2 separate regions of the Homo sapiens genome follow, and region 2 is linked to region 1. Evidence: chromatin loops called from intact Hi-C (ENCODE). Cell type or tissue: CD4-positive, alpha-beta T cell. All regions are shown on one strand. Links, peaks and the distances in the headings refer to the core of each region. The heading gives the core; the rest is flanking DNA. Region 1 holds the start of LOC105369441 (a long non-coding RNA gene). Region 2 has its middle 120 kb from the start of FAM76B.

Region 1 (16,806 bases), core at 4,046-12,045:
AGATGGAAAAATAGAAAATAGTGTATCATATTTATCCTATTTGAATATCTTTGATTACTCATGCACCACATATGTAACAGTTTTCCCAAGGATAATTCTAAAAGGAAATCCACTCCATGAAGCATAAATGAATAATAGATTATGGTTCTATGTGTTACTGAGTCTTTCCATTGAGTTTTGTATTTATATGGCTAATTATTTTACATGTATTTAAGTTTTTATTTATGTAGCTAGTTATTTAAAATGTGTTTGTTTCGAGTTATTTTAAAAGATTTTTACCAGATGTTTGAGAAAGAAGATATGAACCATTATCGAACTTGGAGAGCAAAGATAGCTAATGCAACAGTGATAAAAGAAAAACTTCAGCCAAATTAAATTTAAAATAGTTTAATTGAGCAATGAACAATTCATGAATTCGGCAGCCCTCAGAATCACAGCAGATTCACAGAGATTCCAGGGGTGCCTTGTGGTCAGAACAAATTTATAGACAAAAAAGGTAAAATGACATACAGGAATCGGAAGTGAGGGACAGAAACAGTAAGATAGGTTACAACTCGGCATTTGCCCTATTTGAACACAGTTTGAACATTCAGCAGTCTATCAGTGGTTGAAGTATGGCCACTGGGATTGGCCAACACTCAGTCATTGTTACAGGTGCATACTATTAAGTTAGGTTTTCAATTTTATCTGACTATTAAGTTAGGTTACAGTTCATCCACAAAGACTCAAATATGGAAGTATGGGGTCCTTCTCAGACCATATTTAGTTTGCTTTAACAATTCCCTCCTTTTGTCATTTTCTCGGTTTTGAGAGATTGACCAAAATCTTGGCCATTGATGTTACTATCACTATCGTAAATGTACTTAAATGGTTTTGAAATCCACTGGGAAACAGTAGAACAGTGGGTTTTGAAAGAAGGGAATAAGGACTGAGTAGAGGGTACCTCCTTATGCTGGAACATCCTGTTTACAGGAGAAAAACAAAACCTGGTCTGTTCTAGAATCTATGTGTTTTCTTAAAGCCTTAGTTTGATTATGTCACATTTAGCATGAGTGACTCCATTTTAGTTTGGTTTGGTTTGTTGGGGTCTAGTGTATGAGCTCAGTCCAAAATAATGGTCTCCCATAATTTTGTTTACAAAAAAAAATCCCCGACCTGGCACGGTAGCTCAAGCCTGTAATCCCAACACTTTGGGAGGCCGAGGAGGGTGGATCACCTGAGGTCGGGAGTTCGAGACCAGCCTGACCAACATGGAGAAACCCTGTCTCTATCAAAAATACAAATTTAGCCAGTCATGGTGGTGGATGCCTGTAATCCCAGATACTCAGGAGGCTGAGGTAAGAGATTTGCTTGAGCCTGGAGGCAGAGGTTGTGGTGAGCGGAGGTTGTGCCATTGCACTCCCGCCTGGGCAACAAGAGTGAAACTCTGTCCAAAAAAAAAAAAAAACCCTTTTGGCCTTGGCCAAGTTCTCACGTAGGTGAGAGTGTGACCAAAACTTAGGGCCTTAGCGCCACTCTCAGTTACCATCATTTTGGGTTTCTGGTCTAAGCATGTGATTCATAGGTTATGGTGTCCTCATGGTCACACATTTCTTTCAGCTTTTGTCATTCCAGTTGAAAAGAAACCATTTGACATTCTAGAGATGGCTGCTTGCAAACATTTAAAACCTTTGAGAGAGTACAGTGCCCCAGAGAGACTATTATTATAACTATTGGGAGGATAATGCAAGAGTTCGGAGTATGCTCCTTACCAAGGGTCCCCATAAACCAAACCACATAAAATTAAATAGATTAAAGAATGAGCTAGATGAAGAGTCTACTCGCTTGACTAAGTGGTCTTTTCATTAATCCTCCGCAACTGAAATTGTATAATTTACATTTGATGTACTTCTCCATAGGCCACAACTGTCAGTAGCTGTGCAAGTACTTTTATGTTTAGCCAATTCTATTATTTAGCATATCTTTCACAAGAGAATTTAAAGTCTGTTGTCTGTGTATTGATGTATTGATGTGTAAATTCTACTAGAGCTTATTGTGAGGGTGACATTTCTAATTATTGCCTATTTTATTCTAAACCATGAAAAAAGGACCTAACAAATGATGTCCTTCTAGAAGAGTGAAGGTCTCCTGGCAAGGTTCTCTCTAATCCATGATGTGGGTTAAGAGGTGTTTTGACTGATTATGAGGCAACATATGTACCCCCAAAGTTTCTCACCTACATTGGGCCTTCATCTTTTATCTATTAAAGTATATGGTAATTCATGTGTAAGGCTGGCTGCAAAATCCCTCACAAATAAAAATACACCCTATAAATAAATGCACATAATAGACCCCCTTTTCATTTCTATTGTTCAGAGACATAAACAAGGAAAATATATTCAAAGATAAGTCTCTCAATAGTAGAAGTCTTGATTAGTGATCTTGGGAAAAGCAGTTTACATCAAGGATGCCATCTTCTTCTGGGGAGAAACTTTCCTGGTTAGTTTTACCTTAAGGGTTCCAATGTATGTACAGTTCTAGGAGTGTGGAGGGACCCTTCTCCATTGTGAGATTATGAACCCAAGGTTCAAGGCTCCAAAGTTTTGCTGTAGTGTGGATGGTAGAGATAGTCTTTTTCTGATGTTCTCAGAAGATCCTACCTTCAGGCTCTAGATCATGAAGGGATTGTCCTTAGTGAACCATGAAAAGATTTTTTTACTAGGTGAAAATACACTGTTGCACAATAATCTACTGTTGTAACATCAGCCCTCTTGCATGGGAAAGCTTTTATACAAACAGAAAACATGCATTGAAAATGACAATTGAATGAAATCCCTTTATAAATGTTAAATGGTCCATCAGGTAGCCAAATGTACCTGAAGCTTTGATTGTCTTCCCAGGACTATGGAACCAAACATTGGTTTTAAACTATTTCCACAATTTATGTCACCACATCAATATACTCAATTTGGGTTATTTTATCTTTTCCATGACAAGTCATGGAATGCAGAACCTTTAATAACAAAAGCTTTAAGGAATCAGGAAGGACAAGGTGGCTGTCCTGGTTCTTCATGAGTGCATGCTTAACACTAGGCTTATGTCCTCTTGAATACCAGTTGTTTCTTCAATTTAGGTGGGTTATCAGAGGTAATTTGACTTAGACCATGGAGTTCATTCAAACTGCATATTTAAACAATTTTAGTATTGACCAATTTAGCATGATAATCTAGAGTTTGATTTTGAAAGGTTTGTTAAATAACAAAATTTTAAACATTGGATATTACAAAATAGAATCTTAGGTTACTATAAGTCATTCATTTAGCCAAAACGATAGCTCAAAAATTTTTTAAAGGAAAAAACATTATTCTGATAGAGAGGAGACTCAGCTTTCCAAACAAGACCCAATGGAGATAGCATGAGGCCAACTGACTCTGTCTCCTTTCTTTCCCTTTCCCCCTTTTTCTTTTGTAGTTTACTTAAAAGGTAAATGAAAACGTTTCGTTATCTTTTAATACTACATAAAAATCCTTTTTAAAAGAGAAAACAAAATTTTATATTTCCATTGGTGTATTTGTAGTTGTAAAGCTAGTTTGTTTTTTAATAACATTTTATAAATCTATTCAGTTTAGTTAGTTTGACCATATGGTAAGATTTTTATAAACCTTTTATAACCCTTTACAATTTTTTTTTCAAAGCAGGACAATGTTGTAAGCAAACTCTGTTGTCCTTTTCTTCCAATGTCCAATTTATGGGAAAAAACTGAATAATGCCATTTAACTTTAGCCAATAGGTTCACACATAGAATTTTTATATAAACATTACACACAACACATATATAATTACACAGACAGACAGAAGAATATTACTACAGTAGTTGTAAGATTTTTCATTTGTCAATTTTTAAGTTTCTTAATTGATTATTGGCTTTAGGTTGGAGCCCTTGGAAAAAAAGGCCAGGAAAGGGGTTTCTGGTGCCTCCTGTTTTTCCCAAGGAGACCAGGCTGTTAGAGCTTGAATATCTGCTTTTAATTAAGCTGACTTTTAACCATAGCACTCTTTAATAACATCCTTTAAAAATTTTTTATTACCCAATTTTAGCCAGGCCAAACAGCCAATATTTCTGGCTGTTGAACTTTACCAAAGGTAACCTCCCAGGTGCTCAGAGAAAGGAAAACTTAAGATAGTACATGGAGGAGAAGAGACTAGACAAAGTCATGCAGATATTAAACCAAAAAGGACCTACTTCCTAAGCAGGGAATCAAACCCTGACCATCAGCGTGAAGAGTGAAAACCTTAACTACAGGACAGAGTAATATCTACTATATTTCCCAGAAGAAATCTGTAGTAGTTAATTTTGATCTTGAAAAGGGCTTTAACTACTCAAGATGATTTTTAGAGCTAACTATGACATAAAACCTAAAATTCCTGTTCTCTGGAAGGTAGAGACCAAAAGAAAGTACTGCCTCATGGTTACAAGGTCAAGCTCCTGAGGACATAAAATAAGATAGAGATAAACAGTGATTTTTACCATTCATTCAAACATTTGCACAGAGAGAGAGAAGCCAGAAACCTGACTAGTAAGAAATTCTTACCCTTTTGCTGGCACACCAGGCTTCTGGGTTCCCTTTTCCTGAGCGGCCCTAGTGACTCAGCTTGCTACACCATCTTACTGGGGCCAAGCCACATCATAAAGGAAAATTGTTCTGGCCAGAGTAAAATATGTGCGACAAAATATAGTCATTAGCTACTCTGATTAGCACCCAATGTCAAACTGGCAAGGCTCAAACTTGCCCCTGCTTGGGCCCCATCATTGTTAATCCAACCTCTGACCAGGAGTTTTAACCTGTGATCTCTGGGCAATATGGTCTCCCTGAGTAATAGAAAAGATAAGAAAGGGAAAGGAGAGTGAGAAAAGCATTGCCTGTGGCAGAGTGGGGAAGGCGAAATGATCAGGGAGGCCAGAGAAAGAGTCACCCATTGCAGTGACAGTGAAAAGTTCAGGTGGCTGCTTCTCAGTAGCAAAGGGATCTTTTCCAGCAGTCCCATCATCTCTCAAGTTTCCCCTTTTAGGGAGGGAAAAGTTCCCCATATTCCACAAACCTGTACATGTCTCATCCTGACACCCACAGCCATTGGCAAAGAATGCAAGGCAGATTCTCCCAAAGAGAATAGCAGTTGAGTTGACATGCTGTAGTGCCAAATCCATTCTTAGCCAAAACGGACTTTACTGAGAGCCCTCATTTTTTAAATGTACTTCAATGCATTGTTGTTCACTTCCACTGTAATTTATCTTTAGTAAGATTTTGCCATTTCTGTAAGATTTCGCTGCCTCCCAGGCCTAAAATATAAGCCAGAAGGAATTCAGTCTTCCAGAAATTAAGGAGCACAGTTTTACCTAAAATATTGGCTTCACACTCAGGTTCTCTTGATTAACTTAGCCAATGATTTTTTCCTACCTAAGCATGCAAGAAAAATGAAACAAAGGGGTATAACACAAAAATCCCTGTGAATTTTCAAAAGCCAAATTTTGTAACCCCTGCAATATTACTGCTTACTACCAAGTCCTTTTTGACCCAGTCAGATGTAAGAGGCCTCTGATTGGATCTAAGCCAGTTAATTCCCAGATCAAATCTGTTCCTGGACCCAATCCAGTTTCTGTAACTACTCCAAACCCAGTTTGGATTAGAAATTTGCTCAAAGAAACTTGGAGAGATGAAAACACAAATCCGTGGAGCTCAGAAATCCAAGAGGGAGCTTACCCAGGATCCCCAACTGCTCTGAGAGATCAATGGACACAAGTGGGTCATGCAGTGGTCCTGGGGGGCTGCTAGAAGTTCCACTTCGGATCCCGCTTCTGACACCAACTGACAAAAGAAAAACTTCAATTGAATTAAATTTAAAGGAGTTTAATTGAGCAATAAACGATTCGTGAATCGGGCAGCCCCCAGAATCACAACAGATCCACAGAGACTCCAGGGGTGCCTTGTGGTCAGAACAAATTTATAGACAAAAAAGGTAAAGTGACATACAGGAATCGGAAGTGAGGTATAGAAACGGTGAGATTGGTCACAGTTCAGCATTTGCCTTATTTGAATGCAGTTTGGACATCCAGCAGTCTGTGAGTGGTTGAAGTTTGGCTGCTGGGATTGGCCAACACTCAGCCATTGTTACAGGTGCATACTATTAAGTCAGGTTTTCAATTTTGTCTAACTATTAAACTAGGTTACAGTTCATCCACAAGGACTCAACTATGGAAGTAGGGAGTCCTCAGGACCCATACTTAGTTTGCTTTAACAACAGTTAAGACTACAGTTCTGGTACCCTACAATCTCCTCAGCCTGAATCCAAACTCTGCCACATAGCATTTGCAGGGCTTATGGCAATTTACTTAACCTGTCTATACTTCAGTTTATCTGCAAAAGAGAGCTGATAATAAAGACACTATCTCCTACAACTGTCATGAATATTAAATGGAATGATCATTCAAGGGAATAAGCAAACAAAAATTATTTAGTGCTATTGAACTGTGGTTTTAAAATTTGCCATGGTACTTCACTTCTCATCTATTTTGTTCTCCCATTTTAAGTATGGGAGAAAAAATTATATTATTATAAGTTTTATATTATTTTAAGTTTTATATTATATTATTATAATATATATTATACTTATATTATTATAAGTTTTAAGTGCTCAAGTTTGTTAACTTTACTAGGAATTCCAACAGTTATAACCCTTATGCCAAAAAGTTGTTTCATTGCTTATTAGTTTTTTGTGAGACATAGACTATTGAGTTGTACCACAGTTAAGTCACCTCCTACGTGAAATCATCTTTAACCACTCTTCCCTGATCCTAGCCCAACCCAGTTATAATTAATTATTTCCTCCTCTGGTTTCCCACGACACATCATTAATTCTCTCATAATAGCAGACATTGTAGCCGTATAGCCCAATTATAATTTTAAAAGTTTGTTTCCCACACACTCAGGTAGCTCTCCAAGATAGTGACTCTGTCTCACTCACTCTGTTTCCCTAGTGCCTCACAAACTTTCCAGCACATGGCATGTCAATGATGTCTAAACCATGACTGAGTGAATAATAGAGTTCCATTTGGGACACTGAGGATAAAATAACTTTGAACAGGGCCAAATGTAGGAAATGCAAAACAGATATTCATAAGCCATAGGCAGTGAACCACATGGACAAATATTTGAAACAATGACTTTTAGACATTGGACAATAGGCAGCAAAACAAATGAGGTAAGCCCTACAGATTCCCAGATGTTCACTTTGCAGACTGTGGTTCAAAGGGAAGAATCCAGAGCCTAGGAGACTCACTTAGTTGAAAAGAGGAATCAAAGAGCCCTGGAGATCTGCATAAAGGTATCCTTGAATCTTTAATTGAGTACTTAGCTGCAGACCTGAGAATGAAGCCACAAAGACTGGGGAATCACCAGAAAGCAAGAAGTCGAAAACTCCTCATAAAAAGCTGAGAATAGTTTGTGTTCTTACTAGCCAGAATGGAAAGATATTATAATACCTTGATCATTAAGTAGAATCCTCAGGACATCACCTTAGTATAAGAGCAAAATTATCCCCAGATTACAGGCTGCTCTAAAGTGGCAATTTTAAAAGCTTAAATCAAGTCTCAAAATAATAAAATTGATTTCAATACCTTAACTGGTTGTCAAAATAAAGTCTCAGCCTATTTAAAAATATGAGAAAAAAATCACACCGAACAATGTAAAATTTGTAATGTCTAGCATGCAATAAAAATATACTGGAAATGTAAAAAAGTAGAAATGTCTGACACATAACCAGGAGAAATATCATCCAATAAAAACAGACACAAAAAAGACAGAGGTGATAAAGTTAGCAGACAAGGACATAAAAACAGATATTATAAATAAACTCTACATGTTCAAGAAAATAGAGGAAAACTTGAAAGTAATGAAGAGATAAATGGAGGATAATAAAAAATGATCCAAGTAAAACTTCTAGAGAAGGCTACAATGAAAAATATATTGGGAGGCATTAACACAAAATTAGACACTAACAAAGAAATGATCGGCAAACTTGGCACATAGCAAAAAGCTATCCAAAATAAATATTAGCAACCTGTGAAACAATATCAAGCAGTTAACATACATATGATTAGAAAACAGATTTGAATTAATTGTACTCAAAGCTATTCCAAATTTGATAAAAATTATAAATGCATAGATCCAAGAACCCCAGAGTAAAAATAAACAAAACCATACCAAAGCACATCATAATCAACATACTGAAAACTAGTGATTTTTTAAAAGTCTTAAAAGCACTCAGAACTTCAGAACTTCCCTTCAAAAAACAGTTACATAGACAGGAACAAAGAGAAGAATGAATGCAAACTTTTCATTAGCTACTTATGCAAGTCAGTAGACAAATGAACAATACTTTTAAGGTATTGAAAGAAATAAACTATCAACTTAGAAATCTATTCCAAGAAAAAATATCTTTCAAAAATTAAGATAAAATAAAGAATTTATTAGATAACCAAAATCTAAGATAATTCACCACCAACAGACATGTACTGCAAAAAACATTAAAACAAGTTCTTCAAGCAAGAAGAAATGATACCAAATGCTAATTTTTATCTGCATAAAAGAACAAAAAGCACTGGAAATGATACATATGTGAGTAAACATATAAGATTTTTTCAATTTTTTAATTTCTAAAAAAGAAAATTGACTGTGTAAATATGAAGGATAATAATATATTGTTGAGTTTATAACACATGTAGAGTAAAATGTATGACAAAAACAGCATAAAAAATGAGAGAGAGAAAACAAAAGTACACTGTTGTAAGGTTCTCAGACCATTATAACATAATGGATATGTTATTTAAAGGTAGACTGTAGTAATGCAAATATACAATTTGTGAACCCTAGAGCAAGCACTAAACTAAAATAAGTAAACAAATAAATAAATGAAATAGAGATTTAACTAAGAAATCATAAGTGCATTTGAAAACGAACTATAAAAGTTACTAATTCCCAGGAACTGGAGATGGGCCCACTCACTCTGCTGCCAACACTGCCACATACACCCATTCACATGTGCCACCTACGAACCTGGAGACTGCCTTGCCCAGCCCATCACTGCCACTGCTAACATTAGCAAGTGCCACCTGGGAGCCTAAGGGTTATCCTACCACTGCTATTCCCATCACCCATGCGGGGTATGACGTCCAGGGACCTCAGGACCCACCCACACAACTGGCACACTGCTACAACTGCCAGTACACAAACAAGCTTTTTGGAGGCCCAAGAATTGGCCCACCTGGATCCAGTAACACCAGTGCCTGTATATGCCACTGAGTGGCCCTAGGTCAAGCACACTCCGCCTGCCACTGATACACTGGGGCTTGAGAACTGGCCCACTTGGCATACCTATCCCCATCAATGCCTCACGACAGCTTCTACTAACAACCTCAGCCAAGCCACTGAGGAAATCACAGATTCCTCTGATGCTATTCACAGCTGAAGAAATCATACAGAGACTACACTATTGCATGCACTCAGAATCAAAGCTAAAGTACCTTTGCCAACCAACAACTTTAACATATCTTCAGGAAAAATCCTTCTTCTATGAAAGTTAATCCAAAAACTGAAAAGAGCAATTGTTACATAAGGTGCACAAATATCAATATAAGGACAAGAGAAACATGAAAAAGCAAGAAAATATGACACCACCAAAAGATCACAATAATTCTCAGCAAGAGATTTCAATCCGGAAAAATTTACAAATTCCTAGAAAAATAATTCAAAATATTAATCTTGAAGAAGCTCTGAGAGGTCCAAGAAAATATTGAAAAACCAAATAGAAGAAAGAATCTCAGAAGTTGAAAACAGGTCTCTTAAAATGACCCAGCCAGAAAACAATTTTAAATAATGAATAAAAAAGGATGACCAAAGCCTGCATGACATATGAGACACCATAAAGTGACCAAGTATTCAAATTTTGGGGGTCCCAGAAGGCAAAGAGAAAACTAAAGGGTTAGAAAACCTATTTAACAAGATAATAGATTAAAACTTCCCAAGCCTAGCAAAAGATGTAGACATCCAGATTGAGGAAGCCCAGAGATCTTCAAAAATATACTGTTCAAAAAGGTCTTCTCAACAGCACATTGTAGTCAAAATGTCAAAAGTCAAAGACAAATAGAATTCTGAACTACAGCAAGAGAAAAGTATCTAGTCACCTGTAAATGAATCCCCATCAGGCTAACAGTAAATTTCTAGCAGAATCCTTACATGACAGGAGAGAATGGGATAATATAGTCAAAGTACTAAAAGGAAAAAAATTGTCAGTCAAGGATACTAATCTCAGCAAAATTATCCTTCATAAATAACGGAGAAAAAAAGACTTTCTCAGACAAGCAAATGTTAAGGGAATTCATCACCACTAGACCTACGAGAAATGCCTAAGAGAATCCTATGTCTGGAAGTGAAAGAAAAATATCCACCATCATAAAAACACACAACATAAAACCCATTAATAGAGCAAATATATAAACAAGGAAGAGAAAATGATAACACTACAGAAAACCACCAAACCACAGTGATAGACAAGAGGAGAGAAAGGAACAAAGTATATACAAAACAATCAGATATCAATCAACAAAATGACAGGAATAAGCCCTCACATATCAATAATAACCTTAAATAAAAATGGATTAAATTTTCCGCTCAAAAGACACAGGCTTGCAGAATGGATTAAAAAAATATGACCCACCGGGATACTCATCTCATCTGTAAGGCCACATATAGACTGAAAGTAAAGGGATGGAAAAAGATGTTCCACGCAAATAGAAACCAAAATCAAGCAGTGGTAGCTATACTTATATCAGATACAGCAGACTTTAAGCCAAAAACCATACAAAGAAACAAAGAAGGTCATAATATACTGATAAAGGGATCAATTCAGCAAGAGGATATAACAATGCTAAACATACATTCACCCAACACTGACCCTAAAGAAATGAAGATCTATGCACTTCCTGATAACAATAAAAATAATCCTCTTAAAGAAGCTTAGTGAGCTACAAAATAACACAGTCAACTAAACAAATCTTAAAAAACAATATATGAACAAATTAAAAATTTAATAAAGAGATAAAAACCCATAAAAAAAGAAATTCTGAAGCTAAAGAGCACAATAACTGAATTTTAAAATTTCATAAAGAGTCTCAATAACAGACTCAATTAAGCAGAAAAAAATAATCTTTGAGCAAAAGGCAGGACATTTGAAATTAATCGGTTGGAGGAACCAAAAGAAAACAGAATGAAAAACAGTAAAAAAAAAAAAAAAAAAAAAAAAAGCCTGTGGGACTTATGGGACAACATCAAGCAAACCAATATATGCATTATGGAAGTTCCAGATGGAACAGAGAAAGAAAAGAGGGCAGAAGCCTTTTGTAAAAAAATAATGACTAAAACTTCTAAAATCTGGAGAGAGAAATGAACACCCAGATCCATGAAGTCCGAAGAACTTCTTTATAAGAAATCATAATGGGAGTTCTTCAAGTTGAAAGAAAAGGACTCTAACAACATGAAAATATATGAAGTATATAACCCATTATAAAGGTAGGAATATAAATAGATTAAATACAAAGAGATCTTTAACAACACACATTATGATCAAATTTTCAAAAGCCAAAGACAGAGAATTTTGAAAGCACCAAGAGATAAGCAGTTCATCACATATGAGAGAACATAAGATTATCAGTAGATTTCTAAGAAACCTTGCTGGCCAGGAAACAATAGAAATGATATATTCAACATGCAAAAAGAAAAAAACATTTTAACCAAGAATACTATACCTGAAAACGCTGTCCTTCAGAATTGGAGGAGAGATTAGGACTTTCCCAGAACAACAACAAAAAGCTACAAGAGTTCATCACCACTAGGCTTGCTTTACAAGAAATGTTAAAGGGAATTCTTCAAGTTGAAATAAAAGCACTCTTAACAACATGAAAATATATGAAATATAAAGCTCATTATAAAGGTAAAAATATAGTCAAATCCTGAATACTTTAACACTGTAATGGTGGTGCATAAATCACTTTTAACTCTAGTATAAAATTAAAAGACAAATATATTAAAAATAACTGTAACTTCCTGTGTCCATGTGTTCTCATTGTTCAATTCCCACCTATGAGTGAGAACACGCGGTGTTTGGTTTTTTGTCCTTGCGATAGTTTGCTGAGAATGATGGTTTCCAGTTTCATCTATGTCCCTACAAAGGACATGAACTCATCATTTTTTATGGCTGCATAGTAATGCTAAATGACAAGTTAATGGGTGCAGCACACCAACATGGCACATGTATACATATGTAACAAACCTGCACGTTGTGCACATGTACCCTAAAACTTAAAGTATAATAATAATAAAATTAAAAAAACTATAACTACAATAATTTTAATTGATACATAATATATATAAATGGAAATTGTGACATCCAACATAAAACGTGGGAGAAGATGTTAAAGTGTAGCATTTTTGTGTACAGTTAAATTTGTTATTAGCTTAAAATAAACTGTTATAACTATAAGATGTTTTATGTAAGCCCCTTGGTAACCACAAAGAGAAAACCAGCAGTAAATACATAAAAGATAACGAGAAGAGAATAAAGCATACCATTAAAGCATAAAAATTATCAAATCATGAAGGAATACACCTAGGGAGAAAGAATAAAATGAAGAAACTACAAAACAGTCAGAAAATTAACGAAATGGCAGTAGTAAATTTTTACCTATCAATACTTACTTTAAATATGAATGAATTGAATTCTCCTATCAAAATATATACAGTATATGAATGGATTAAAAAGCAAGATCCAACTATATGCTGCCTAAAAGAGATCACTTTAGCTGTAAGGACACACATAAGCTGAAAGTGAACAGAAGGAAAAAGATATTCCATGCAAATGGTAACCAAAAGAGAGCAAGGATGGCAGTAATTGCATTAAATAAAATAGACTTTAAGTCAAAAAACTGTAAAACAAGACTAAAAAGGTTATTATATAATGATTAAGGATCAGTTTATCAAGATGATGTAACTATAAATAAATAAATACCTACTCAATATCAAAGCACTTAAATATGTAAAGCAAACACTACAGAAATGAATAGACAAACAGCATTCAATGATAGCAGGAGACTTCAATGCCTCACCTGCAACACTGAATAGATCATCCAGATAGAAAACTGATAAAGATACAGTGTTGAACAACCCTATAAATCCAATAGACATATACAAAACATTTCACCTAACTGCAGCAGGATACACATTCTTCTCAAACACACACAGAAAATTCACAAATACATGAAAACAAAGCAACACACTCCTGAACAACTAAGGGGTCAGTCAATAAAAATATCAAATAAGGAATAAAAAAACTTAATGAGATTGATATCATCATCTTGATGAGAAAGATGACAAATGAGAATGAAAATACAATATATCAAAACTGATACGATGCAGCAAAAGCAGTTTATAGGGAATTTTATAGTGATAAATGCTTACATGAGAAAAAATCTTCAATAAACAACCTAAGTTTATACTTCAAAGAAGTAGAAAAAGAAACACCAACTAAGCCCAAAGTCAGTAGAAGATAAGTATTAATAACAAAGATCAGAACAGAAATAGATCAAACAGAAAAACAATAGGAAAATTCAAAGAAACTAAAAGTTAAATTTTTTAACATAAATAATATCGATATATCTTTAGCTAGTCTAAGACAGGCAATTCAGATATATAAAATTATAAATGAAAGAGAAAACAATATACTAATACCACAGAAATGCAAAAGATCATAAAGGACTACTATGAACAATTATATGCAAACAAATTGGAAAACCTAGAAGAAATAGATAAATTCCTAGATACATACTATCCACATAGACTGAATCATGAAGAAACAGAAAATCTGAACAGAACAGTAATGAGTAAGAAGATTGAATTAGTAATCTAAAGTGTTCCATGAAAGAAAAGCCTATAACCTAGTAAATTCTATCAAACATTTAAAGAAAAAGTAATTCCAATCTTTCCTAAATTCTTCCAAAAAATTGACAAGGAAACACTTCCAAACTCATTTTTTAAGGCCAACTTTATCCTTATACTAATGCCAGTCAAGGACACTACAAGAAAAGAAAATTACAGGCCAATATCCTTGATGAACTTAGATGCAAAAATCCTCACCAAAGTACTGGGAAACAAGATTCAACAGCATATTAAAAAAAAATTTACCATGATTAAGTAGGATTTTTCCCTTGGATGCAAGGATAGTTCAACATACACAAATTAATAAATGTGATATAGCACATTAATGGAATAAGGGACAAATCCATATGATCATCTCAATAGACGTAGAAAAAAGATTGGACAAAATTCAACATCATTTCATCATAAAAACTCTTAACGGATTAGGTATATAAGGAATGTACCTCAACACAATAAAGGCCATGTATGACAAGCCCAAGCTAAAATCATACTCAAATGGTGAAAAGTTGAAAGCTTTTCCTCTAAGATCAGGAATAAGAAAAGGATGCCTTCCCTTGTCATTTCTATTAAACATTTTCAAATTCCAATGACATTTTTTATAGAAAATGAAATCCTGAATTTTTTTTTCATAGAAAATAAAATCCTGGCCGGGTACGGTGGCTCACACTTGTAATCCCAGCACCACGGGAGGCTGAGGAGGGCGGATCACAAGGTCAGGAGTTCAAGACCAGCCTGGCCAACATGGTGAAACCCCATCTCTACTAAAAATACAAAAATTAGCTGAGCATGGTGGTGCGTGCTTTTAATCCCAGCTACTCACAAGGCTGAGGCAGGAGAATTGCTTGAACGAGGACCCAGGAGGTGGAGGTTGCAGTGAGCCAAGATTATGCCACTGCACTCCAGCCTAGGATACAGAGCAAGAATCTGTCTCAAAAAAAAAAATCCTAAAATTCATAAAATTCATCTGGAATCACAAATGACTCCAAATAGTCATCTTGAGCGATCTTGAGCAAAAAGAACAAAACTAGAGGCATTGTTCTCCTAATTTCAAAATATACTACAGAGCTATAGTAATCAAAACAGCATGATACTAGAATAAAAGCAGACATATAGACCAATGGAATAGAATAGAGAGCCCAGAATAAATCCATTCATTTACAATCAATTGCTCTTTAACAAAGCTGACAAGAACACACAATGGAGAAAGGACAGTGCCTTCAATAAATGATGTCAAGAAAACTGGGTATCCATGAGGAAAATAATGAAATTAGTCCCTAATATCATACCATATACAAAAATCAACTCCAAATGGATTAAAGACTTAAATGTAAGACCTTTAAATGGGTGTATGGATAAAGAAAATACAGTGTGTATGGGTGTATACATATCACACACACACACACACACACACACACACACACACACACATACCAGAATACTATTCAGCCTTAAACAAAATAAAAAACAAAAGAAAGAAATTCTACCATTTACCACAACACGGATATTGAGGATTTTTGCATCAGATCATTATTGGGGTTCAAGATAAAAACAGTTTAACCTGTTCGTCAGAATCATGGATTCCACATTATACTCTGTGTAATACTATTAAAGATCCCCTCCGATTAAGCACCTCACTTTATACTCACTACCTGGATATTAAGGTTTTGTAGAAGCCTCTAAAATTGTGTGAAGCAAAAATTCATACAATAAGCAACGTACACGGTATTGCAGGAAAACAAAAATACCTCTGTAAAAATATCTCACTCTCACTTTAAAACTGCAGAGGACAGCCTTGAAGTCTAGAATGTCTAATTAATTTGCTTAATGTCACAAATCAAGTAAAAAATAAGAGGGAGGAGGATATGGAGAGTTTTGAGAGAAATACTGTAATTTCATTTACCGTTTTGTGTTCTGACTACAAACCCTCTTTCCTTCTTTAATGTAGTCATAGAAATATTCCCCTGCTTTCTATTTGATAGTGTGTGCCTGTTTTGTACATCCTTCTTGAATCAGGCAGTCTACTGAGATTTTCACTCAAGACTCCATATTTCTTTCTGATAACGAGCTGAATTGTTAGAGGCAAGGTGGGAGTTTCTCAAGCAAACAAATGAAATAGTTGGAAAGACCCTCACTGAGGTCACAAAGCAGGCCCTCCAGAAGATTGGTCTTTATCTCTAACCTCTTTTTGAAGATAGGCAAGAATAAAGAGTGCTTCTTAAGACAGCGTATGTGGGTATGTGGGTGGTGGCTGCAGTGGCGGCAGAGCTGCATGTCAGCATGTTGATTCAGTAGAAGTACACAAGTTTTGCCAAGGCAAAGCAGACAGAAAGGAGGCTGCTAGTTCCAGGGCGAAGCTGGAATCAGGTGCTGGAAATTTTTTCTATCCCTCGATGGGGCAAGAAAGCAGCTCTTGCCTCCTTCTTTGAATAACTACTTAACAAGTCCATTAGCAGTTGAAGTGAATACGTCTCTACATGGCTTTCTTTTCAGTGAACAAAGAATCATCCTGATTCTTGTTTCTTCCAGTGGTGAAGGCCAAGGCAGGGAGGAATTGTGAGCAGTCACTGAAACAAGTAAAGATGCCTGGCTTTATTAGTTAATTTGCAGACATTTATTAAGTATCCTAATGTACAACAAGCACACTGCACTAGGCTTCATAGAGAAGGACAAACATAACAGCAATTACTATTGCTAAATTTATTATGCATTTACATATATGAGTCACTGTGCTAATGATTTTATGTGTATTATATTTTATTAATTTTAATACAATATTTTGAGTAGG
Region 2 (16,806 bases), core at 5,406-13,405, 57 kb after region 1:
CAATCCTCATGATATGGAGATATAAGAATCCCCTGACAGTAAATTCAAAATAACAATTATAAAGATGATTCATGAACTCATCATGAACAAAGTAAGAATTTTAACAAAGAGATAATTTTAAAAGAAACAAATTGAAATCCTGGAGCTGAAGTATATAAAAATTGAACTATAAAATTCATGAAAAGGTTTCAACAGCAGAGTAGGTCAAGCAGAAGAAAGAATTAGTAAACCCATTTCAAATTACTCAATTGGAGGAGCAAAAAGAAAAAATAATGAAAAATAGTGAAAACATATTAAGGGACTTATTGGATGCCATCAAGTGGATATTGGTGCATTATGGATGTCCCAGAAAAAATAAAAGAAAGGGCCAAAAATTTTATTGGAAGAAACAGTGGCCAAAATTTTCCAATCTGAGAAAGAAAATTGACATCCATGTATAGGAATACCAAATGATCCCAAATAAAATAATCCCAAAGAAATCCACACTGAGATACATTATAATTGAATTGTCAAACATCAAATATAATGAGCAAATTTTGAATACAGCAAGAGAAAAGCAAATTTTTACATATAGAGGAACTTTTATAAGACTATGAGAAGATTTCTCAGCAGAAACTTTGCAGGCCAGAAGAGAGTGAGACTATATATTCAAAGTGCTGAAATAAGAAAAGAAATCTTACCAAGCAAGAATACTACACCCAGCCAAAATATCCTTTAGAAATAAAAGAGAGATAAAGAGTTTCCCAGACAAACAAAATTAAAGGATTTTGTCACCGCTAGACCTACTTTACAAGGAATGCTAAAGGGAATTATTCAAGTTGAAATGGAAGAATGCTAAACAGCAAGATGAAAACATGAAAGTATGAAAGCAAATATATAGACAAATACAGAATACTGTAATTCTGTAACTATAGATCATATATCACTTTTAATTCTAGTATAAAAGATAAAATACAAAAATATTTAAGATAATCATGGCTATAAAAAATGTTAATGGATAGACAATATATTAATAAAATATGTAAACTGTAACATCAGTTTAAAAAGTGTGGTGGGAGAAAAATAAAAATACAGAGTCGTTGTATCCCGTTGAAGTTAAGCTGGTATCAGCATAAAATAAATTGTTACAACTATAAGCTATTATATGTAAAAGTTCTATTAACCACAAAGAAAAAGATCTCTTTCGAAAAGAAGTTAATGTTTAATCATTTGAAAATTATGATTTTCCAACTTCGAATTCATATGCCATTGCTGTCTATACTTATAACTTGGCACTTTTAAAACAGCATGTTTAATTATTAGTTTTCTTATTTCTTTGTTGCTGACAGCCCGCTGGCTCATCGACGTTCTGAGCTTCTTGAGAGCAGGACTATGTGTTTCATATGCCTCTATAAACCTAAGCTTCATGTGAACTGTCTTAAATCTTGCAGGCATTTACTTTAGTCAGACCATATAGGTCGGAAGAAAGATAGATTTGCTTAGAATATCTTAAAAGAATGGAATTAATTGCAGAATTACATGTATCCTGGTGCTGGCAAGCTGCTGACATCTCATTACCACGTCTTACCATGTTTTCTTTACAACAGCTTGAAACACTCTTTTTACCGGAATTACTCCTACTTGTTAATTAGGTCTGAGCTTAAATGACCAATTCCAATGGGAAGTCTTTCTTGAACTGTTCAGACTAAGTTAGCAGTATCTGCTATGTACTCCTGCAGTACACCATACTTTTTCTATCAGAGCACTTACAACATTTTAAAAATTAATAATCTGTTCAGTTTTGGGCTCCATGTCTGTCTTGCTATTGAATCTCTAACGCCCAGCCTTGTACAATAGGCACTTAATAAATGTTTGCTGAATAAATAATTTCTCATGCTTCTACTTCTCTCTGGAACAATCACAGTCTTTCTCTCGCTACCGACTGACTTACTGTTTTTATCCTCTCTCTAGTTTTACTGAATTCATAGTATCTGCTGTTTTATAATGTCTACTCAGCCATTATCTATCCTGATACTTCTCTTTATTTTCCTTACAACTGGACACCATCCGCCATGGTCCTGATCCTTCTTCATGACTACTTTCTATCTATACTCTCGGTTTTGTATTCTGCTTGTAACAATTTTCCGGTGCAAATTCCAAATAGAGGGAATCTGGTTTCTTCACCTCTTCTCTTCATACCAGGACACATTATGGACTTTTTTAGGTGTTCACCTCTAGTCAATGGCTATAGCAGGGGGCAGAGTCACATAGAAGTAAATACAGCTGTCTAGATCCATCTTTTAGCAGGAGGTACATTTCCTTAGAAAAGATTATGGGTGTGGCAGTCACCACAATTGAAATGTGTTATACAATTGATTATCAAAGGTAACTATAATTCTTGCCAATTGGCTCCAAAAATATCCATAGTCTCAAATATACAAAAATCAGGTATTTTATCTTCTCAATATACCATCTAAAAGTGCCAGAACAAGTACTTTCTTCCTTTCAGCACCTGAGGTAATTGGCACAGAGAATTTGACTGACTGGCTGAAGATCACACAGTTAGTCCGAAACCTGTTTATTATGGCGGGGGTATTAATCTTATTAGCTGGGCCCTCTTTCACATGTTCAGTCAAGTTTCCTCTCACTTCTCAATGCCCAGAATACCTGTCCAAGTAAGCCTCAAAAGGTTCAGTTTTTATTAAGAAATTGAAAGAATGGAGATTACTGATTGAGATTCTTAAAAGTTTGGCTTGAAACTACTGTGGTTATCCTCAAGTAATACAATTCAATTCTTCCCACTCCTTCCTTTCTCAATAATAAATAACCAAGGCTATTAAGATTGAACAGAACTTCGTTTGCATTTATTTTACCTTTGACCATGAGAAGTCTCATTGAGGAGTCGCCATGGAGACTATGATGTCATAAGCAACACAATGTGCTACACTGAAGCCCCAGAGAATAAAAGTTAGGGTTTGATGGAAGCATTTTCTGGGCAAGTTTATTGCACTTAACGAGAAAATGGAAACTTGACTTGAGAAAAACATTTCTAAACATTGCACACTGCTGGAGGTCAATTGGTGTGGCCATTGAAAGCTTCACAGAGAAAAATGACTTTACAGTTTAATCACACTAACAGGCCAGAGTGAGGGAATAAAGAGAGTGTGTGACCAAGATGGCTGCTCTTTGGACAGCCTGTTCCCAAGCTGGAAATAGTCCAATTTTTGGTGGCATAGTAGAATCTATCTATCGAATTTTTCAGTCATGTTGGAAGTTTACTACATGATTAAATCAAAATAAACTGAGACTAAATAAATCAGAGTAGACGGTGCTTACCAGAGCCTTATATGCACTCAGGACCACATGAACTGTGGTCTTCTACAATGTCAAGTATCAGACACTCTTCCGTGGGCTTTCCAACTCCAATTCCTTTTTTACACTCAGTCTTTGCCACCCTGATCATTTTGGTAGCTCACCATCAGAGGTCTTTTTTCCCCCAGCAGTTATACAGACTACAGTTTTCCACAAAGAAGAAAAATAAACACAATACTAAAGGAAAAAGAAAAATGGAGAAACAAAAGAGACCTGAGGTCAGACAGCTGGGGGTGATAGAATTGAAAAGTTGCAGGCTTCAAGACTGAAATAGGTATTATAAATAGTAGATGTACAGGATGAGCAGGTATATACATGTCAAAGAATCAACATGTTCCTGATATACCCCAGGATTCTTTCAAATCTACAGGAGAGTGTTAACTTTCAATTTAAGAGTTGTAACCATAAATTCCATATGACAAGGATTTTAAAGAAGATAGAATTATATCAAAATATATTTCCTGTAATTAAAAAACTACATAAGTGAAGACCTGTTTATTTCTTACCGGTTTTAAAGTAAAATTTACATAATATAAAATTTATAATTTTAAAGTGAAAATTCAGTGGCATTTAGTACATCCACAATGTTGCACAAACACTACCTCTATCGTCTTTTGAAACATTTTTATCACCCCAAAATGAAGCCCTATATACATTAAGCTGTTACTCCCTATTCCCCCTATCCTGCAACCCTTGGCACCTGCCAATCTATCTATTTCTATGTATTTATTTATTCTGGATAATTCATGTCAGTAGCATCATACAATATGTAACCTTTTATGTCAGGCTTCTTTCACTTAGCATGTTTTTGAGGTGCATTCTTATTGTGGTACTTTATTCTTTTTGTGGCTGAATAACTTTTCATCATACTGATACCCCACAATATGTATTTATCCATTTTTTATCTATTCATCCATTGATCGGCATTAGAGTTGTTTTTACATTTTGCTATTGTGAATAGTGCTGCTATGTACAGGTAATCTTTTGAGTATATGATTTCAATTCTAGTGAGTATATACCTAGGAGTAAATTGTTGGGTCATATAATAATTCAATGTGGAACTGTTTTTCACAGTTGCTGAATCATATTACATTCCCATTAGCAATGTATGTGGATTCCAGTTTCCCCACATCCTCCCCAACATTGGCTACTTTTCATTTTTCTTTTTCTTTTGTTTTTCTCTCTCTTTTTTTTTTTTTTTTTTTTTTGAGATGGAGTCTCGCTGTGTTGCCCAGGCTGGAGTATAGTGGCACAATCTCGGCTCACTGCAACCTCTGCCTCCCGGGTTCAAGCAATTCTTCTGCCTCAGCCTCCCGAGTAGCTGGGGCTACAGGTGCGTGCCTACACCCAGCTAATTTTTGTATTTTTAGTAGATACAGGGTTTCACCATATTGGCCAGGCTGGTCTTGAACTCCTGACCTCGTGATCCACCTGCCTTGGCCTCCCAAAGTGCTGGACTTACAAGCGTAAGCCACCATGCCTGGCCCATTTTTCATTTTTTTAATAGCTATCCAAGTGGGTATTAAGTGGTAAGTCATTGTAGTTTTGATTTGCATTTTCCATAATGTTGAGCATCTTTTCATGCTTTTGTTAGTCATTTGCATAACTTTTTTGGATAAATGTCTATTCATATCCTTTGTCCATTTTAAAATTGTGTTATCTTTTTGTTGTTGAATTGTAAGAGTTCTTTATATATTTTGGATGTTAAGTCCTTATCAGATATATTATTTGCAAATATTTTGCCATTCTCTAGGTTGTCTTTTTATCTTCTTGCTAATATTCTTTGATTCACACGTTTTTAATTTTGATGAGTTCCAATTCAGCTATTTTTTTCTTTTGGTGTTTTTAGCGTCATATCATAGAAACCATTGCCAAACCCAAAGTCATAAAGATTTATGTTCTTGCTAATGAATTTTATACTTTTGCATTTCATATTTACATCATCAATTCATCTTAAGTTGATCTTTGTATATGCCATGAGGTAGAGATTCAATATTACTCTTTGCCTGTAGATATAAAGTTATCTCAGTATTATTTGTTGAAAAGCTCATTCTTCCTCCATTGAATGCTCCTGGCATCCTTATCATAAATTAATTGGCCATAGATGTAACCAAAGAGGTAAAATACTATAACATTGCTTTAAGAAATCAAAAGTTGACTTAAATAAATGAAAAGACATTTTGTGTTCATGAACTAGAATACTTAATATTATTACTATTTTTTAATTCTTTTTCTTTCCATCTTTTATTTTAGATTCAAGAGGTACATGTGAAGGTCTTTTATGTGGGTAAATTAAGTGTCTCTGTTGGGTGTACATATAGTTTTGTCACCTAGGTAATCAGCATAATACATGAGAGGTAGCTTTTCAAGCCTCACCTTCCTCCTACCCTCCACCCGTAAGCAGGGCCCGGTGTCTACTATTCCCTTCTTTGTGTCCATGTGTACTCAGTGTTTATATCCCACTAATAAGTGAGAACATATGGTATTTGGTTTTCTGTTCCTGCATTAATTCACTTTGGATAACGGCCTCCAGCTCCATCCATATTGCTGCAAAGGATATGATCGTGTTCTTTTTTATGGCTGAACATATTCCATGTACCACATTTTTTTTTATCTAGTCCACCACTGATGGGCATCTAGGTTGATTTCATGTCTTTGCTATTGCAAATAGTTCTGGACAAACATACGCGTGCATGTGTCTTTATAGTAGAATGATTTATATTCCTTTGGGTATATACCCAGTATTGGGATTGCTGGGTCAGATGGTAGTTCTATTTTAAGTTCTTTGAGAACTCTCCAGACTACTTTCCACAGTGGCTAAACTAATTTACATTTCCACCAGCAGTGTATAAGTGAATACTGGTCCCAACATAACAATAGTCTCATTGGTGATATAATGGAGAGAGACCAGAGAATCAAAAGTTACTTGCCCAAAATTATATAATTATTACCAGCAAGCTAGAGGTAGAATCCCGACCTTCCTAACTCTATCAGTGTTTTATTTTACTACACAACTCTGCTTCTGCCCTGTATCAGAAGGAAGAAGAAGGGCAGAAAAACTCTTAATTTGGGGAGTGTTGGTAAAGAGTGAGGAAAACTCTAAACTGAATATATCTTTCATGTCATTATTCTTCAAGAGTTACTGCCAAGGGGCAAGAGGTGACAGTGAGAATTAAACAGAATTTTTTGCAGTTTCATGAATTTTCCACTGGAATGCGCTGATGAACACCAGCTGTTTCATCTTCTGGGTATGTTGAGATTTTTTTTTTTTTCTGCTCAATGTTTACTGTATGCCTGCAACGTACAAGGGGATGTTGTATTCTGCTGCTTCACTGGCTCCACTGGAGTTAAATAATACTTTCCAATTTTAAATAGGGTGCATATGGGTGATATGGGAGGTATTCTCTGTTGGCAGAAACCTGTAGTTTGAAAAAAAATGAGCCAGACTGTAGGGAAGTAGGGAAGCAATCTGAAACATCTTTTTCTTCCTTCTCCTTTCTGCACGGCAGAAGTCAGGGCTACTGCCCTACAGAGCAGGCATGGCCTATGAGACGTTGCCGCTGGAGAGACACTTGTCCCCTCAGTGTCCCACCTGAGTAAGGTGTAGGAAAAGCACAGGCTTAGGAGACAAAGATATGAGTTTGAATCCCAGCTACTCTAGTGCCTAGGCATTTGACCTGAGACAAGTCACTCAGACTCCATGAGCTTTGCTTTTCTCACCTGTAAAAGGGGAATGACAACATGTATCATATAAAACTTTTATGAAAATAAGATAACATACAAATAAAATAACTATCATATACTATATTTGGAATGTAGTATATGCTCAATAAATGTTACTCTTTATTTCACTTTCTTTGGTTTCAGTTTTCCCTCCACCCTGACTGACTTAAGTAGAAAGCAGAGCTGAGTTCTAAGTACATGACATTGGGGACTCACATGATATGGCCTTTGCAGGGCACTCTCCCACTTTAGAGGTCTAGGTTGTTTGAACATCAGGAGAGCAACCCCCTCCTCAGCATAACCTGAGTCCTGACACAGCTACTTTCTATTCCTCAGCTGCCACAACTTATCACCAAAAATGGCCAAACCAACCTTTCCTTGCCCAGGCTCACTTTGTGCAGAGACCTATTGGACTTGTAAACTGTCTTTTACTCCATTGGAATAGAAATGCTTTGCTTTTGACAGCTAAATTAAAATTTTCCAATAACAAGGTTGGTAGTTTCCCTAAATGCATTGTACAGTTTAGTATTTAACTATAGATTTTTATGTTATTTCATATCTTAACTTTAGGACTTTTATCTCCTTAATCAGACTGAAAGCTGCTCAGAAGATGTCTTACATCTTCTGTATTAAATGTAAGAGATGTCTTACATTTCAGTATTCTCAAGTTGTGCCTAGCACAGTGTCTTCAAAAGATACCTTTTTACTTCACTGAGAGCCAATTTGGATAAAAGCTAAATTTAATCCACACTAAAAGAATTATTCATATAGCAGTAAGGTAAGACCAGATAGATTATTACTTTGTAGGTAATGGGAGTAATGTTAAGGATTTAAATGAGGCAAAACAAGAGCCTATCTTTACCAAAATCTTGGCAGCCAACATGATTCTCATCCACAGGACTCTTTAGTACCTCCTGTCAATGGCCCTGATTTGGCAAAAGCTGGCTCATTGGGCTAGTTATTATTTTATGCATGTACCCTCAGCCTTAAGCTATTTGAGATCAAAAACATGCTCTTTTGATCTTTGTACCCTGCCTGTCTAGCACAGTGCTGGCCACATTGTAAGTGCTTAATAAATGTTGTTGACGGCAAGTGACATATTCTACCATTGAAGTTGAGATGACATTGAGATGCCCATCAGAGCTTGGAAATAAGACTTCTCTTTGAAGGTTGAACTAGTAAATCAGTTCTGAATGGGTATGATCTGTTATCTCCAAAAAACACTTTATAGAACATTATATTCTGGAAACAGAAGATCAGAGACAGGAAAACAAATGACTGCATTTATTAAAAAAACCCTGAAACCTAATAAATTATCTCAATTAATTTATTTTAGAAACAGAATGAATATATAGACACAAGAAGTCGATGCACATGGAGCCTAGGAAAAGGCCAGAGAGCAAAAATTTGTCAATGTTGGTTCAGCATTGTCCCAAGTAGAGGAACTTAATGTAGCCACTAGAATATTCACTGATGAGGTGGCATCACTCTTCATTGAGCTGCCTCAGGGCCTGCCCTAGGGTATCTCAACTTTTATCACTGAGCTCTCACCTCCATAAAGGTAGAAACTGTCTAGTTCATCATGGTGTCCCCAGCATCTAGCCTGGTGGCTGGCATGAGACAGGTATGCAAGAAAATATTCATTGAATTAAAGAATATTCTATTTATTTAAACATTAAAATTTCATTCTCCTTTAGGTTAATTTGAAACTAAAATGAAATTATATGTCCTATGTTACTAAAATGAAATTCAAATTATTCCAAATTGAATATGCTTTGTCCATATCACACACCCTACCTCTCTCCACTGGAGCTCACTTGCTCTCCCAGGAAGGCAAGCCTTGCACTCCTTTTTCCAAATGCCTCCCAAGGTCCTTTGGTCTGGGGGCCACAGACTCAACAGTGCACCTGATTTCCTCTGAACCTCTTTTCATGAAAGAACAACTGTATTATTATAGCATTTCGTCATTTCTAAAAAGTGATGTATATATTTTCACATTTATAACATTTGTAAGCATCTTCCAACGAGCACATTTAATGTGGTATTAATTTTGTTCTCCAAAAAGTATCAATTAACCCATGGTGTAATCTAATTATCAGTAACATTTTTAAATCATAGAAATACAGCAACTCAGTTTCCTACGTACTTTAATAACAGAAACAGGGGGCATGGATGATAATTATATAAAATTCAGACACTGGAAAGGAATAGCTACTTTACAAATGAATAACTCAAATTCTGATTTACATATTCATCTCCTGTGAGTTCTGTTATCTTGATTAAGCCCCAGAGAGAATCAGTCAAGTCTGAGGCAATGAGCACATTAAGTTCCTAGTGACACGCACTCTGCTCCTCCCCACCAACCAGCAAGGCCTCTCTGGGCAACCAGGCTTCCTCCTCTCTCATCAACATCTGAGTTCAGCCTTCTTTAACCAAAGCACGATGATTTTCATTTGGCCTAAACCTCTTCTATCATAAGTAGGCGAAGTGACAGGAATTTTCCAAGGTCACCACTCTGGGGTACAATAGAGTAAGAAACTAGGTAATGTTATAGTTATTTTTTGACTCAGAATCTGCTCAATGAACATTGAAACCATGCCCTCCTACTCAAAATAAACTATCTCCAGATATGCCACCATCTACCCTTTTTCCTACTTGCCACCTGACTCCTGACACTAACATTATACCCCCAACTGCTCCAGTGATATCTGGGTGCCAATGCCATCTCATAGAGTATCCACATGCCACCTTCACTATGAATCGCTTCCTTCACATCTATTTTAGACCACAAAGCAATGGTAATTGACATCCTTTTAACTTCACACTAAAACTCCCAGTGGCACCACTTCTATTTCACTCTCTCTCCTATTTTGAATTCCTCTTTGAAAGACTTTCAAACTCACTCAAAACAGACCCTGCTGGGAGCCTGACTATCTTAATCCTCTGCAATCTCTCTACTTTAGTTAGGATGTAGACTGAGCTGCTGTTACAAAGAGACAAAATAATGGCCTAAATAAGATGAAAGTTTATTTCTGTCATGGGACAGTCCAAAGGTAAGCAGTCTGCCATCCTGAACACAAGGATGCATATATGGGTCCCAAGTGGCTGCTTCAGTTTACATCATCTCCTTGTCATTGGGATGGAGGAAAGGAACTGGGAAGATGTGAGCAAAAGTAATAACAGTCATTCTCTTTCCTCCTTCCCATGCAAAGGGTGTACATCCTGACTCCATATCCAGTGGTGTGTTCATTTCCTAGTATAATACCAGAATATTTAAAAGCCAGCTATTGTTCTCTAAAGGGCGAGGATATTTCTAGCCTTGGCAGCCTCAAAGAATATTTCTAGCTTTGGCAGCCTCTGGCTGGCTCCCTAATGTGTGGTTGCTACCGTCTATTCCATTAAGTTCTCCTTCCTCAAACAAAGACAAACCTTGAAGGCCCATCTACTTAAAAGTGCTCAAATTAACTTGAATCAGGCCAATAGCAGCAGCATCTTCTTAAAAATAATGAGAATTGGAGAAGGAACGTGTAATAAAACAGACACTAGGAAACAAATTTGTTTTATTTTTCATCTATTAGCATTTATGAATAAATGCAGATAAAGAATGATAAACAGTGCCCTGTGCTCAACACTGGGGGTAAAGGTGAATTAATAGGCATGATTCTTGTACTAGACGTCTTTCATGTCCTCTCTCCACCTTTCTCACCCTCCTCTCTGCCAGATGACATCAGTGGGTTTCCTTGCCCTCAGGTTCCCAGTAGAAATTAGGAAGGATAAAGGAAAATGAAGTAAGGGTATCTGTGAACCCGGCCCCCTCTCCGTGGAGTCAGCTTGGTTGGCTGATCTACAGCCAACTCTGCTAGCCAACCATGACACATCTCTCAAAAGGGGCTGCTCTGCCCAGGATGCTCCTCTGCACATGAATTTCTCCCTCCAGATCCAGTGACTGCCTTCTTGTGTTACCCCTAGAGACCTAGGGTGGCAATGGCCCCACTCTTACTAGTTCTAAGGTACTGAATCATCCCCTGTGGGTGTTTCTATATCTTGCCCCGACCAGTGTAACTTCCCCTAAAATTAAGCCATGCTCAAAGTGTCCTTCGATCGTGTGTCATCTTTTCCCTGCCTAATGAAGTTCCTGTTCTCAGGGAACTTACTGTCGGGTGCAAGGGGACAGACAACCAACAGACATATAATTACAAATTGTGATAAGATCCATGAAGGAAACAGAACAGGTGGTGTGAAAGAGAATAACAACTTGGGGCCTAATTTAGATAGGATGGAGATGGCATTTAACCTAAGTCCTAGAGAATGAGAAGGAGCCAGAGTGGATTCTAGGCAAGGAAGGAAGAGTTTACAGAGGCCTTGAGATAGGAGAGAGTTTAATGCTCAAGAAATTGAATATTTTCAACAAAGATGCCGAAAACACACCATAAGGAAAGGACAGTCTCTTCAATAAATGGTGCAGAGAAACGTGGATATCCACGTGCAGAAGAATAAAATTAGACTCTTAACTCACACTATCTACAAAAATCAACTGAAAATGAATGAAAGACTTAAATGTAAGACCTGAAGGTGTAAACTGCTAGAAGGCAACAGAGAAAAAGCTCCATGATCTTGGTCTGGGGGATGATTTTTTTGGATTTCACCCCAAAAGCCCAGGCAATAAAAGCAAAATTAGACAAAGGGGATTGCATCAAACTAAAAAGCTTCTGCTCAACACAGTGAAGATACAACCAACAAAATACAAAAGTATATTTGCAAATCATACATCTGATAAGGGGTTAATATTCACAATATATAAGAAATATATCTTACAACTCAATAGTAAAAAAAAACCCAATTAAAAATGGGCAAAGGACCTGAATAGACATTTCTCAAAAGAAGACATGCAAAGGGCCAACAAGTATGTGAAAATATGTTCAACATCACTAATCATCAGGGAAATGCAAATTAAAACCACAAAGGTATGTTATTTCACACCTGTTATAATGGCTGCTGTCAAAAAGACAAAAGATAACAAGTGTTGGTGATGATGTAGAGAAAAGGAACCTCTTGTACACTGTTGGTGAGAATGTAAATTAGTACAACTATTATGGAAAATGATATGGAGATTCCCCAAAAAATTAAGAATAGAACTACCATATGATCCAGCAATCTCACTTCTGGGTATATATTCAAAGGATATTAAATCAATGTCTTGAAGTACTATCAGCACTCCCGTGTTTATCACAGCACTATTCACAATAGCCAAGATATGGAATCAACCTAAGTGTCCATCAACAGATGAACGGATAAAGAAAATGTGGTATATGTACACAGTGGAATAATAGCCTTAAAAAACAAAGAAATTCTGTCATTTGTGACAACATGGATGAATCTGGTGGACATTAAAAAGTGAAATAAACCAGGCATAAAAAGACAAAAATACTGCATGATCTTACTTATATGTGGAATCTTAAAAAGTCACTCTCATGGAAACAGAGAGAAAATTGTGGTTATCAGAGGCCATAAGGTGGGGGACTGGGGAGATGCTGGTCAAAGAACACAAAATTTCAGTTAGGGGGAATAAGTTCAAGAGATATATTGTACATCATGATGACTGTAGTTAACAGCAATATGCAGTGTACTTGAAAATTGCTAGTACAGTAGAGTTTAAGTGCTCTCACCAAACAAAAAAGATAAGTATGTGAGGTATCATGCGTATGATAAATGGCTGATTTAATCTTTCCACAATGTGTGCATGGGTGTGTATATACATACATATAAATATACATATACACCCACACACACATATCACATTGTATGCCATAAAAATGTACAATTTTTACTTCTTAGTTTTTTTTAAGAAAAGCCATAAGTAAGAAAGTCACATGAAAGAAACATAAATGATCAATAAATATATAGGGAAAAAAAGACCAGTGTTGCTATGTGGCATGAAATAGAGTTGAATAACTCAGTAATCTTATATACAGACTCAAAAACACTTGTTTACAGTGGTTTCTAAATAATTTTCTCAGCCCTAAAAATTATATATAGGCTTTTATCACACTTTTCCTAATTTCTCAACTATTAACATCTTAGTTTAGCTAATATTTAGAAATTTTTAGATTGCCATGTGAACAGTGATTCTGGTAAAGAAAATAGTCATTTAGGGAAAACCTCATTTTAGTCTGTACACAAAATAAAGCTCAGCCAGACCCTTTTCCAACACCCCTTGTTTCTCATTAGTTTTCCAACTGAAGACATTGTTAATTCAAATAGTCAATTAGCCAGATCCTCTAATGACTCCCCTTCCATTAAGATCTGCCTGACTGCGTTATATCACCAGTGAATGGCCAGCCCCAGAATGTCACTGAAGAGTCCCATGGAATTCAGTATTTTAAAATCAGTGGCATTGGACAAGGACTCAGAGGACTTGACTTCCCTCAGTCTTTCTTTAAAGAAGGCCTTTGGCTTGGGCCTCAGTCCCTTCACTTCATCTTTCTGTAGAAGGGGCAGAGCTAGAAAACTATAGGGTCCACCCCAGCTCTGATAGTTTTTGAAGCTGGGTGGTAACCATCAACCTTACTAGACAATATCTGGTCTCCTTAAAATAAAATATCTCATTCTAGACCACTCTGACTCAAGCTTTTAGAATAAGCCTCTCTCTATCCTGTTCACTGTTGGCATTATTTCCTCACCATTCTTGGTTCTTTACTGGGAAACAGCAAAGAGGACTTTGGCCCTCAGGAGACACAACACTCACTCGGTCTAGTTTGAGGGAGTGTGTCACTCATGAACATCAGTTACTTGACGTGATGGTTAATTTTACGTGTCAACTTGCCTAGGCCATTGTACTCAGACATTTGGTCAAACACAAGTCTAAATGCTTTTCGTTAAGCTACTTTTAGATGAGATTTAAGTCAATTACACATTTAAATCAGTAAACTTTGAGTAAGGCCGATTACCTTCTATAACATGAATGGGCCTCATCTGATCAGTTGATGGCCTTAAGAATAAACAGACAGAGATCCCAAAGGAAGAGGGAATTCTGCCCCAACCACCCTCGGACTTGAGCTGCAACATCAGCTTTTCCCTCGGTCACCAGCTGGCTGGCCTACCCTGCAGATTTTGGATTTCCCAGCCTCCACAATTGTGTGAGTCAATTCTTTAGGAAGTTAAATTTTAAAACTCCTTTATGAACCATTTTGTAGGTATTCAAATCAATACCATTAGATCAATATGGATAAGACATATCTTCTCCCCCTCATGCCACACTCTGGTCACTAGCACCAGTCAGTAATCCTTCTGAGCCACAGACTTCCATTTGTAACATGAGCATATAAAGTAGCTATTCTGCTGACTTTAGGATATTGGCACTAGGAGCATGGAAAAAAAATGTGGAAGTACTGTATAAATGGTATGATTAAGCAACAGCAATAAGGTATGCCTGATTATTATATTTACTATAAATTGTAAACATATATAATTAGGAAATTTTCCCCCACAAAAAAATGTATCCTATTTATCAGACTGAGTTAAATCATACTCATTTCTAACTGGAGTCAGTGTCTCTTCAGCTTAGTGATCAATGTAGAGAATCCTGTAGTGTGCATAGAGAGGAAGGAGAGAAAATAGTAAACACTGATTTTTCTTAAATAAAATGAAAGCCAGAATTCACATTAACAAAATGAGAGTGGTAAACACCGTAAATACATGCTCATCCCCCTCATTTAGGTCTTTTGAAAAACATGTTATATAAGCTGCCTCAACCCCTGCTGGGAATTTTGTGAACAAACAATGAAAAAGAAGGAAAGAAAATGAAAGGGAGAAATTGAAAGAAATTATGCAGAGAGGGCAGGAAGGGGTTCCCTAAAGAGTGACACATGCAACTCCTGATAGAACTTATGCGAAAATGAAAACAAAAAGGTGGGTTTCTATAGTCAACTAAGTTTGAGAAATGCAAGTTAAACAAGTTTCTTTAGGACAGGTGTTCTTAGAAACTTTTAAGATATTAATATACGTGGTGAAGTAAAAGATGCAACCGTTTGCATTTTCTGAGATTTTCTCATTCTCTTTTCCTGTTATCTCAAAATTCTTTGATAATAGTTTCTCCCTCCACTGCAGGATCATCTCATGGGATGAGAAAAACAGCTTGAGAAGCCTTGGTGTACTGAGAAAAGTCCTAGTCTAGACATCAGGAGTTCTAAGTTCCAGCTCCCACCCTATCACTGACTCTTCTCTATGCTCTTGGCAGGTTGCTTTAAATTCTTTTAGCCTCCAAGCTCCAATGTGTAAATAAAATGATTGCATCATCTAAGAGCTCTCAGATTCTTTCCAGCTCACATACTTCCCAGCTCAAATATTCTATGATTCTACACAAGAGGGTGAATAGAAATATATATTTCCTGAGAAGTAACAAAGCACTTCTTGGTAAAACAAAAGAACCCTTGTTTGCACAGTCCTGTATGTATAGTCTTTGAAGGTATTTCTTCCAATTTCTATTTAATTCACACAACTCTGAGAGACAGCAATATTTATCATGCCTGTTTTACAGGTGAGGAATGCTTCCAACAGGCTTCCCAGACTCAGTATTCCTTTCAAATCCTCCTCCATATGCTGTCAGAGTGATATTTCTAAAACTAAATATCTACCCCTTACTCAAAATCCCTCCATGGCTCCCCATTGCTTACCTAAAAAAAACCAAGCACATTATACAGCATGTAAGGCCTGACTACCTCCCCATCCTCCTTACTCATAGCTCCTTACAGAGACAGCTAAAAGGAGAGCCAAGATAGAGAAAGAGTTTTTACAATGGGAGATTATATATTTGGGATCCTATTGATAGGCCGATAGGAAAAAACAATAGAGAGGGAAATACTGAAGACACAGGCAAGAGAAAAATATCTTAATGACCAAGCTCATCTAAGTCTGACAGCCTTCCTTGAACTCTAACACACACACGGGCTGCGTGAGGAGCACTGCCCTATTCTCCCATAGCACCCTGTGCTCACCCCTGTCATAGCACCTACAATACTGAATTGAGATTTTCTGTTTATGGATTCCTTCATCTCATACATTGCAAGCCACTGTTATGAGCTTCCCATTGCTGCTGTTACAAATTACCACAAACTTCATGGCTTAAAACAACAAAAATTCATCTTACTATTTGGGGGCGTGGGGGTAGAAGTCTAAAATGGGTCTAATGGCTAAGATCAAGGTGTTGGCAAGATTACATTCTTTCTGGAGGCTTTAGAAGAAAATCCATTTTCTTGCCTTTTCTAGCTTCTATAGGCTGCTTACATTGCTTGGCCTTGGCCTCTTTCTCACTTCACTCTGACCTCTGCTTCCATTGTCACACCTCCTTCTCTGTGCCTCTGCTTCTCCTCACTCCCTCTTTCTCTCATATGGACCCTTGTGATGACACTGAATCTGCCCATATTTAATCCAAGATAATTTTCCAATCTCAAAATCCTAACTTAACCACATCTACAAAGTTCCTTTTGCATGTAAGTTAACATATTCACAGATTTGGGAGATTAGGATGTGGACATTTGATGGTGGAAAGGGTGTCAGTCTGTCTAGCATAACCTTCAGGGGCAGACCATGTCTTAGTCATTCTTGAACCTCAAATGCCTGCATTATAGTAGCTGCTCAATAAATGCCAGTCCCCTTTCCGTCTATATGCAGCACTTTTGTGTATGCTTCATTCAGTTTGCACAATTGTCATGTTGAGAGAAAAATATTGTTATT

Evidence for each region. Peaks named below come from ENCODE experiments on the same cell type or tissue, not always from the same donor. Only the 100,000 strongest peaks of a DNase experiment are listed, where the experiment ranks them.
Region 2: it touches region 1 in a loop (1.9-fold over the local background); 1 of 110 quality-filtered maps calls a loop at or near these places.

Annotation. Positions count from the first base shown.
Region 1 is chr11:95,609,322-95,626,127 of GRCh38, forward strand. LOC105369441 (a long non-coding RNA gene) reads right to left here and starts at 6,086. Exons shown (of 2, transcript XR_947931.3): 1 at 5,739-6,086; 2 at 2,361-2,669. In CD4-positive, alpha-beta T cell, for the core only: no CTCF peak of the experiment used is centred there; no DNase peak of the experiment used is centred there.
Region 2 is chr11:95,665,403-95,682,208 of GRCh38, forward strand. No RefSeq gene overlaps it. Among named protein-coding and RNA genes, the nearest start is that of FAM76B, 120 kb to the right of the region's middle. In CD4-positive, alpha-beta T cell, for the core only: no CTCF peak of the experiment used is centred there; a DNase peak (open chromatin) is centred at 9,429.